Linked DNA regions of Homo sapiens: region 1 is linked to region 2. A link is a loop called in an ENCODE intact Hi-C map of the cell type or tissue named here. Cell type or tissue: ovary. All regions are shown on one strand. Region 1 overlaps LOC105370082 (a long non-coding RNA gene). Region 2 overlaps LOC124903090 (vegetative cell wall protein gp1-like).

The links. A loop is a pair of places that touch in the nucleus more often than their neighbours do. Peaks named below come from ENCODE experiments on the same cell type or tissue, not always from the same donor. Only the 100,000 strongest peaks of a DNase experiment are listed, where the experiment ranks them.
Region 1: it touches region 2 in a loop (4-fold over the local background); 11 of 110 quality-filtered maps call a loop at or near these places.

The regions. Positions count from the first base shown.
Region 1 is chr12:131,229,010-131,234,009 of GRCh38, reverse strand. LOC105370082 (a long non-coding RNA gene) reads left to right here. Exons shown (of 4, transcript XR_945559.3): 4 at 1-5,000. Among named protein-coding and RNA genes, the nearest start is that of LINC02415, 66 kb to the left of the region's middle. RefSeq lists a silencer at 3,624-3,820 and an enhancer at 3,692-3,986. In ovary, no CTCF peak of the experiment used is centred here; a DNase peak (open chromatin) is centred at 3,079.
Region 2 is chr12:131,435,781-131,440,780 of GRCh38, reverse strand. LOC124903090 (vegetative cell wall protein gp1-like) reads right to left here. Exons shown (of 2, transcript XM_047429977.1): 2 at 394-5,000. Among named protein-coding and RNA genes, the nearest start is that of LINC02370, 91 kb to the right of the region's middle. In ovary, no CTCF peak of the experiment used is centred here; DNase peaks (open chromatin) are centred at 1,690 and 2,870.

The DNA.
Region 1 (5,000 bases), 210 kb after region 2:
AACATTGTTTTCAGGATGATTAAAAATAGCCTGTCTAATCCATCATCAAGGCCTCAACAGTTACCATGGAGACCACTTTATTACCAAGAGGAGAATTCAGGGGAAGCATCTGTCAAATGAGCGAAGGCTGTCAGGCGTTGACTTCTCCTCCATCTGAGAGATGGCTCTGATCCTCAGGGCTGGGCTGTCTTTTCATGAAGTGGGAGCGGCCACACCTTGGTGATGGATCAGGATCACCCTGCGCCTGAACCTGAGGCTTTAATTAAACTTCTCAAATCTCCACCCTGTGCCACCCTCTGCCCTTCACTCTCCTTGGGCTCAGCTGGAAGGAAGCAAGATTTGAGACACTGAAAAATACAGTGTTTGATTTGCTAATTCCCAAGAAAAGGGAGTTGAGAGAAATTTATGTTCAGGGCTTTAGGAAGCCTGGGTGTTGGCTCCGTCCTAATGCCTGAAACTCACTGCACCCCTGAGGGAGCAGCAGGTTTCCTCCTGCGAATGACTGCGATCTCTCAACTAAACTCCACCCAGGAAACCTGTGTTCACGTGAGGCAGGCGAGAGAATAATGGCTCAGAGACCCAGCAGAAGCCCCTGCTGACCTTGGGGTGTCCTCTAGCACCTGACAGAGGACACACCTGGAGGACCACGTGGCACTGCCGGCCCAGACTTAAAACATGGAATTAATCCCCAATAGGTAAAAAGTGGGAGATTTCCATGAATTCACCAGTTCACACATCATTTATTGCACCCTAGCTGAGCTGGGCACTGCTGTGGGTGCTGGGGATAGACGCTCGGGGAACAGAGACCCTGCCTGCGTGCAGACCCCCTTCGTGGGCCCACGTGCAAGCCGGATCCCTGAACGGATCCAACAGCCTGGGCAGCTGGCACGGGGCTCTCCTTGCTGCAGCATCTGTGGGTGAAGCCGCTGCTCCCTTTCCTGTGGGGACTCTCCGCGCCACAGTCCCCACCACGCCCTATCACTGCCACGCTGGGGCTGATGCCACTTACTGTTTGTCACCACATTGGGTGACGCTTCCTCAGAATGGACCAACAGGGAAAGGGAAGAGCTTTTGTTTTGTTTTGTTTTGTTTTTAATGCTTACCAAAAATAGGAAAACAGAAGACAGACCATGGGGACTGAGTGTTTCCAGAACCCCTGGACGAACATTTCCATACGGTTGTGGAAAATTCGCGGTTGAAAGTCCAAACTCCAAGAGCGGGTTGGCCTGGGCTCTCCCTCAGCCTCATCCTGGCTGGAGGATCAAGCAGCTTCCTGTGTCTCGGACCCTCAGGTTCCTCGTCTGTGAAGTGGGGATGAGAACAGCACCTGCCACTTCTGGCTCTTTTTTAAAACCAATTTTAATAGAGATGGGGCCTCACTATGTTGCCCAGGCTGGTCTCAAACTCCTGGGCTCAAGCAATCCACCCATCTCGGCCTCCCAAAGTGCTGGGATTACAGGGGTGAGCCACCGCATCCGGCCCCTTTTCTGGCTCTTACGAGGGTTGAGTGAGCCTGTACACCTGAAGAATATAGATTGTTAAGTTTCTGCCTCATCATTATCATTTTAACATGCAAATAAAATCCCATCCTGGCCCCCGGTGGTGTTTGATTTTTCAACCCCTGTGAGTGGGCATCAGACTCAGAGCTTTGGGCAGACGAGGCCTTAGCTAGTTGTGAATAACATCATTTTGTCTTCATTTCACGTTCAAGCCACCTTCTGCTTATGGTAAGTGAGAATGATTTTCTGCTTATGGTGGTGAAATATGTTTCCTCTTTAGAGGAATTTAGTGAAGTGAAAGTGAGATGATTTAAAGAAAAACGTGGAATAAGTAATGTGTATGGAACATGGAAGGTGGGAAGTGAAGACTGGAGTTTGAGGAGCCAAGAACGAGTCCAATTTCCTCATTTTATGAGTGAGGAAACTGAGGCCTGGAGAAGGGACAGGACTCACCCAGGGCCACAGAGTGAGGCTAAGGCAGAGGCAAGACCGGAATCCAGGTTGCTGTCCCCAGACTCAAAGTGTGTGGCTGGTCACTGCTGATGGCTCACCCACCAGGGACAGGAGGAGGAGGAGGTGAGGAGGAGGAGGAGGGGAGGAGGAGGAGGAAGAGCAAGAGGAAGAGGAGGAGGGGAGGAAGAGGGGAGGATGAGGAGAAGAGGAGGAAGAGGAGGAGGAGAAGGAGGAAGAGGAAGAGGAGGAAGAAGAGCAACAGGAAGAGGAGGCGGAGGGGAGGAGGAGGAGGGGAGGAGGAGGAGCCGTGTGACATCTGTGGGTAATGAGGCCCCGGCATGGCCTCGTCCTCTGGGGAAAGCCCGTGGGATCCTCTCGGGGCCCATTCACCTCTGCTGGGCCCATGAAGAGGGGTCTGCACGTGGGCTGGGTCTTTGTTTCCCGAGTGGCTGTCACACAACAATGGCAGGTTTTAGTAGCTGCATCAGAGCCTGTGTGCCCTGAAAAGATGTTTGCAGGCCTCACGGGCTCTGGGTCTTGACGGAAGATGTTTGCTGGCCCAGCTCTTCCCTGTGGGGCCCTGGCGTCACCTGTGTCCTTGCTCCCCCATCCTGAACGGTGGCCGCTGGGCAAAGGCCACACCAGAGCCGGCTTTTCCCCATCGCAGATCAGCTGACGGGGCTTCTGTGGGCCTACTCCTGGCTCCCTGTTTCATCCCAGTGGTCTGTCTGTCTGTTCTTGCACTGATACCACTCTGTCGCGATTACTGTCGTTTTAAGATAAGGCTTGAAGTTAGGTATGTGGGTTCTCCAACTCTGTTCTTCCTCACGGTGTTGGCTGTTCGAGGACTTTCGCCTTTCCATAGAACGTCAGACTCAGTTGACATAATCTGCAGAATGCCTTCCTGGGCTTGGCTGGGATTGCAGTGAGTCACCTCTTGGTTTTAATATCCAAAATTCATAGAATGTGCAGATGTCTCCTTGAAAAAATGGCTGATTACATAAGAATGAATCCAACTCCCATTAACAAATCTTAATATACGTGTAAAAAAACAATATCCAGGAACAAATCAAGTGACTTCCGAATATGCCTGTGGTGATCACGTAGACCTGTGTTGAAAAGTGCACCAGATGCCAGCAGGGGCTGAGGGTCGCTCACCCGCACTGACGCGAGCTGCTGGGCAGGGGGCTCCATCCGCGCACAGGTGGCGGTCAGCTGACAACCCTGTTGATCATGTATTTGCCCATCAAGAAGGGACCCTGTCAGTATTGTGCACCCTGACATGATAGCTGGATCTTCATATGTAAGCATTTTCCTGTGCTTTAACTGTTTTAGGGGATTGAGCAGAAATTTTAGGACGAAGTGTTGTAATTTTTTCCATTTGAAATAATGAAAAATGTGTCCTTGGGTGGTGGTTTCATGCACCGATTCTGACTTTTTGCAACAGGATCCTGGTGATGAGAGAAAGCTCCCTGTCCTCTTACTGGTTCTGATGGGTCAGACATGGACTCCGGGAATGGAGGGGCAGGGTTAGTTCCTCCTAAACCACGGGAACTGCAGTGTCAGCGGATCTGACTGATTACCCAAAAGAACACGGGGGTTCGTTTAGCAAGAGGATGGGAAATGGATACTGAAAAGCAAAATAACAGATTTTAGAAAAAAGTTGTCTATCCAAGAGCTAAATATGTGACACATCAATGTGTTCAATGTCCTTACATATTATACATAAGACATCTGTGTACAGATAGGAAGGCAGGACAGGTCTGAGCACCTCCCGCCACCTCTCCCCTCCCGGCTCAGGAGAGCTGCTGATGGCTGCAGCCAGCCCGGCCCCCCGCCCTCACCTGCCCCTCAGTGATAAGAGGCCCCAGGCTTCCTCCCCCTCCAACTGTTTCCTGTCCTCTGGCTGCCTCTTCCCGGCCCATAAACATGCCCGGGGCACATCAATGTTGAAAAGGGCCATTTCTCTGCTGTCCTCATCCCTGAGCTACAGGATACACCTTGTTTCCCACCCACAGAGAATCTTCTAGGGAAATTAGTGCACAGGATAAGCTTTCAAAAGATTATCGGGAGTGTTTTCAGCCCAGTGTTTCCTGTGACCGTGTGGCCCGCCCCTCCAGAGTGATCTGTGTCCTGGGGCTCAGGGCAGACACGGGTCCTCCCTGCCCACAGTCCCCGCCTCCTCCTGATGGAGCAGGCCCATCTGCTGGGAGCACTACCCACGGGGGGGCATACTTAGAGTAACAATCATTCCTGTTTATCTGAAATTCAAATCTGCCTGGAAATTTATTTGCTGGAGGGATCAGCTGTGTTTCCAGGGGCACTTTGCTCCCTTGGTGCCTGTGAGGGGGTTTCTCCTTCCAGAAGAAGTCTCTGTAACCAGCGCTCCCACTTTCCAGGGTCTCCTCACAGCTCAGGGTCTGGGTGGTCCCTGTGGCCTGCAGGGCGGGCTGTTCTCTGTCCCTCCAGCAGGGACAGCGGCTGCAGGTGGGTCTGCAGGGAGGCCGGGTCCCACCAGGTGGAGGCCAGAGCTGGGTCATTCAGTTCTCTCTGCTCTTGTCCTGACACCCTGATGTCAGCTCGGGAAAGAGGGGCCCCTTTGCCTTGGCCACTCCTTGGGGCACAGGCCTCCCTCCCCACCCCACCCCAGCAGTGGAGGCCAGAGCTGCAGGGACACCTGCTTCCCTCACAGGCTGGCCTCACAGCCTAGCCCTGAGAATGTTGATTTGCCTTGTTGGCTGAAAGTGTGTCCAGAATTTGTGGGTTCTTGGTCTCACTGACTTCAAGAATGAAGCCATGGACCCTCACAGTGAGTGTTACAGCTCTTAAGGTGGCGTGTCTGGAGTCTGTCCCTTCTGATGTTCGGATGTGTTCGGAGTTTCTTCCTTCTGGTGGGTTCGTGGTCTCACTGGCTCAGGAGTGAAGCTGCAGACCTTCGCGGTGAGTGTTACAGCTCTTAAGGCAGTGCGTCTGGAGTTGTTCATTCTTCCCAGTGGGCTCGTGGTCTCGCTGGCTCAGGAGTGAAGCTGCAGACCTTCGTGGTGAGTG
Region 2 (5,000 bases):
GTCGGGGTGTGGTCAGGCCATAGGGGCGGGGCCACATTGGAGGGGGCTGGGTCAGGCGTGGGCGGGGCCAGGCTGGAGGGGCAGAGCCAGGCAGGGGGTGTGGTCACACTGTCCTGTAACGGGAGGGAGGACACACACATCCTGACACCCAGCCTTTGAGGTCTCCACGGGTCTCACAGCCCGTACCTCACTGCGTCCATCTCTTCCCCCACTTCATGACTGGCCCTCAAGAGTCAGGAGTGAATGAACCCCACTGCACAGTGTGTGACACATCACATCTCATCTCTCTGCGCGTGGATTCCCTCAGGCTTCAGGCTTTATGGTGTATTTTCGTTCCTTCCCATTCCTCCTCCCATTCCCCTCCCTGCCGTTAGGAAATCACTGAGCCGTGTGTAATGACGATCTTTTTATTGGGACGTGTTCTTGGAGAGTGCCCATTGCTGTTTCCGGGCATGAACGTCAATGGTCTCATGTGATTAATTTCATTCTGTGTATTTGTAAACTTTTACAAATAATCATGTTTTAAAGATGCTCTCATATCGCTCCGTGTGCACCAGCTCATGCTGTCTCATTGCTGCATGGTTCTCCGTGTGCGCCCACCCCATTTTCCTCTCTGTTCTCCCAGGGACACCCACCCAGGTCCTGTGCCCCTCCCGGCCCCCACAGACAGGCTCAGAGGTCATCTGTGGGCCTCAGAGGTCATCTGTGGGCCTGGGTCAGCACCTCCCTGGGTGTCTACTTGAGGTGGGACCGCTGGGTCCAGGGCCCTCCGTCCACCCCCACCTGCAGGACATCCCTGCGTCCCTGCCCAGGCTGGGAGCCGCCAGCTTCCTAATCACCGCCAGGAGTGACAGGAGACAGCCTGGGTGTGGCATCTTGGCCTGTTGGGATTTCCTCTCCTGGGTGTTGCCTGCTCACATCGCTCTGTCCATTCTTTGGGATTTCTCCTTGTTTCCTTGTTGATTTACAAAGTTACATTGTATATTTGACACACTGATCACGTTCCAGTTTTAAACTTTGCAAATCTCTTTTCCCATTTTGCCAGTCGTCTAATGATTTTGTTCATGGTCTTCTTCATTAAGCAGGCATCCTTTGTTTTGATGTGACAAAACTAATCATTTTTCTATGGTTTATGCTTTCCAAATGTGTTTAAAAAATTGTTCCCAGGCACAAGTTCCCAAAGACTCTATATGTTTTCATATTTTCTCTCTTTTCATATTCAGGTTTTTAATCCATCTAGACTCCATCTTTGTTTGCAGTATTGGTTAGCGATTCAGTCTTACTTTCCTCCACACAGACAACCCGTTTTCCCAGTACCGGTTTTACACAGCCCATCTTCTATCAACGGTTTGTGGAGCCGGTTTCATCACAGTTTTAATAAATATCATGTGAACATGTTACTTAGCTTGGTTGGTATTCCTGAAATGTTCTATTTTCTGTGGACTGTGCTCCTTGGGTAAAATAAACCCAAACCACACAGAATAATGAAAATGTCATGATCATCAACAGCCAAATGCCTCCTGCTTTTCCTCCAGTTGCGGTGCTGGTTAAGAGCAGAGCTTTGGAGCCTATCAGGCCTGGTCCCCGGAAGCAGATCCTGGGATGAGGACTTGGGAACAGGTGACGCGTGAAGGGAGGGCCGGGAGGGAGCGGGGAGAGGCACAGGGTCAGGATAAGCGAAGCTTTGAGCGCCAGGTCTCCTGACTGCAATGGCTTCCTTGTGGTCCTGCAGGGGCGCCCTGGAGCGTGAACCCAGCCTCAGCCGCCCTGTTGGAGGTTCCCACACCCCCGTCACTGGTCAAAGCCTCGCTAGGTGGGGAGGATGAGACAGGGCGAGCTGCTGAGTGTGGGACAACTCACTCCCAGGGGCAGCAGCAGCACAGCCCCTGCCAGGTTCCTGGGATGTGAATAATTTCACCATGACTGATGTTCAGCCTGTGTCATACCTGGTTTATATAATTCCTGAAAACTGTAAACACCAAAATCATATCCCACAAGCTGGGAGGAGGCAGCTTCAGCATGGCTGGCCCCCAGGCCACTTCGGCTCACTGCAGTGGGGCTGGTCGGGCTCAGTGGCCTAAGGACAGTTGTTTAAAGAGGAGTGTCAGGAGCCAGCCCTGGAGAGAGAAGAACACAGAAGCCCAAGAGGGGGTCCTGGGAATGGTGAGGGCCAGAGGATCTGAGTGGAGCCCCCCTGGTGTCCAGGCCCTTGGGGTCTGGATCCGTCTCCTCCCCAACTAGGGCAGGTCCTAGAAGGTTATCAGGGAGCTGGGGCTGTCCCACAGCAGCTTGTGGGAGCCGACTCTCACATTTTCAGGGGTTTTATGAGCCAGTTGTTAAACTGCTAGCACTTGAAATTGGATGTGCTGGGAATATTTGTGCCTGGGAACCTGGCAATCTCCACAAATCAGGGTGATTTATGTTTCTGGAGAGCTGGCTGTTAAATGTCGCCAGCACACTGATTACCTCTCAGTGCACCCCAGCCTCCTCTCTGTCAAATGGGAATGGGACTGTACCTCACCCAGGTCCCTGGGAGTATTAAGTGATATGATAACATTAAGCCCTGAGTTCAAGGCCAAAAAGCTGTGTGACAGTCCCATCAGCCTGCCATGGCTGTGAGATGCACTGGCCCTGCCCTTCCCCCTGTCAGGAGAGGAGTCCAAGCTCACAGAGACCCTCCTCGGTGCCAGGATCAAATCCAGACTTTTCTGGACCTGTGGCAAGAAGGCAAATCAGCGTCCTCAGGGCAGGGCTGTGAGGAAAGCAGGTGTCCCTGGAGCTCATGCCCCCACTGCCGTGGTGGGGTGGGGAGGGAGGCCTGTGCCCCATGGAGAGGCCAAGGCAAAAGGGCCCCTCTTTCTAGAGCTGGCATCGGGGTCTGAGGACAAGAGCAGAGCGAACTGAGCGACCCAGCTCTGGCCTCTACCTGGTAGCACCTGGCCTCCCTGCAGCCCCACCTGCAGTGGTCATCCTTGCTGGAGGAACAGAGAACAGCCTGCCCTGCAGACCACCCAGACCCTGGGCTGTGAGGAGACCCGACCCAGGGAGCAGGAGCACTGGTTAGGCCTCTTCTTGAAGGGGAACCCACCTCACAGGCACCCAGGGTGCAAAGTGCCTGTCCAAACACCACTGATCCTTCCCAGGGAGATGGGAAGGGCTGTCCCAAATCATTCCAGGTGGAGCTGCAGGTTAGTAAATGAATGTACCTGATGCCAGGCAGATTTGAATTTCAGATAAACAGGAATGATTGCTGCTCTAAGCATGAACCCCGCACCCCTGGGGAGTGCTTGTAGCAGATGGGGCTGCTCCATCAGGAGGAGGAGGGGCCTGTGGGTGGGGAGGCCCCCACTGGGCCTGCCCTCCCCTCTTCCCCATCTTTCCCTGGATGCAGACCATCCTGGATGGGCGGGCCACATGGTCACAGGAAACACTAGGATGAAAACGTTTCTGATAATCTGTTAAAAGCTTATCCTGTGCACTAATTTCCCTAGAAGATTCTCCGTGGGTGGGAAACAAGGTGTAGCCTGTAGCTTAGGGGTGAGGACAGCAGAGAAACAGCTCTTTTCAACACTGATGTGCCCCGGGCATGTTTAGCCTGGGAGAGGCAGCCCAAGGAGAGGAAACAGGTGGAGGGGGAGAAAGCCCAGGGACTCTGGAGACAGCAGGGGGAGCAGGTGAGGGCGGGGGGCCGGGCTGGCTGCAGCTGTGAGCAGCTTTCCTGAGCCGGGAGGGGAGAGGTGGCGGGAGGTGCTCAGACCTGTCCTGCCTTCCTATCTGTGCCCAGATGTCTTACGCATAATATGTAAGGACATTGAACACATTGATGTGTCACATATTTAATTCTTGGACAGAAAACATTTTTGTAAAATTTGTTATTTTGCTTTTCAGTATCCATTTCCCATCCTGTTGCTAAATGAACCCCAGTGTTCTTTTGGGTAGTCACTCGTACCCCACCTCAGTCCCTGTGGTTTAGGAGGAACCCAGCCCCTCCATTCCCCGAGTCCAGGTCTGACCCATCAGAACCAGTAAGTGACACGGAGCTTTCTCTTAACATTGGAATCCTGTTGCAAAATGTCAGAATCTGTGCTTGGAAGCATCAATGAAGAACACATTTTGCATTATTTTAAATGGGAAAAATTATAATGTATGATCTTAAAATCTCCAATCAATCCCTTAATACAGCCAAAGCCCAGTAAAATGCTTATGTATCGATATGGTTTGGCTGAGTCCCCACCCAAATCTCATCTTGAATTGTAGCTCCCATAATTCCCATGTGTTGTGGGAGGGACCTGGTGGGAAGTAATTGAATCATGGAGGCAGACATTTCCCATGCCGTTCTCGTGATAGTGAGTAAGTCTCATGAGATCTAATGGTTTTATAAATGGGAGTTCCCCTGCACAAGGCCTCTTGCTTGCTGCCATGTAAGATGCAACTTTGCTCCTCCTTTGCCATTCACCATGATTGTGAGGCCTCCCCAGCCATGCGGAACTGTGAGTCCATTAAACCTCTTTCCTTTATAAATTACCCAGTCTTGGGTATGTCTTTATTAGCAGCAGGAAAACCGACTAATACATGTATGAAGGTCCAAATATTGTGTTAGGGTGCACAGTACTGACAGAATTCCTTTTTGATCAGCAAATAAATGATCAACAAGATTGGCAGCCAACTGTCGCCTGTTTGCAAATGGAGCCCTCCACCCGACCACCAGCGCAGGTCAGCATGCGCTGACCTTGGCAAGGGGCCTAGGTCCCTTGGCCCCTACTGGCACCTGGTGCACTTTTCAACACAGTTTTCAACACACGTGATTACGACAAGCATATGTTTGATGTCACTTAGTTTCTACACGTAGCTTTGTTGGATGTATTATATTAAGATTTGTTAATGGGAATTGGATTCACTCTTATGTAATCATTGGCCATTTTTTCAAAGAGAGTTCTGCACAGCTATGAATTTTGGCTATTAGAGCCAAGAGGTGATTCGCTGCAATCCCAGCCAATCCC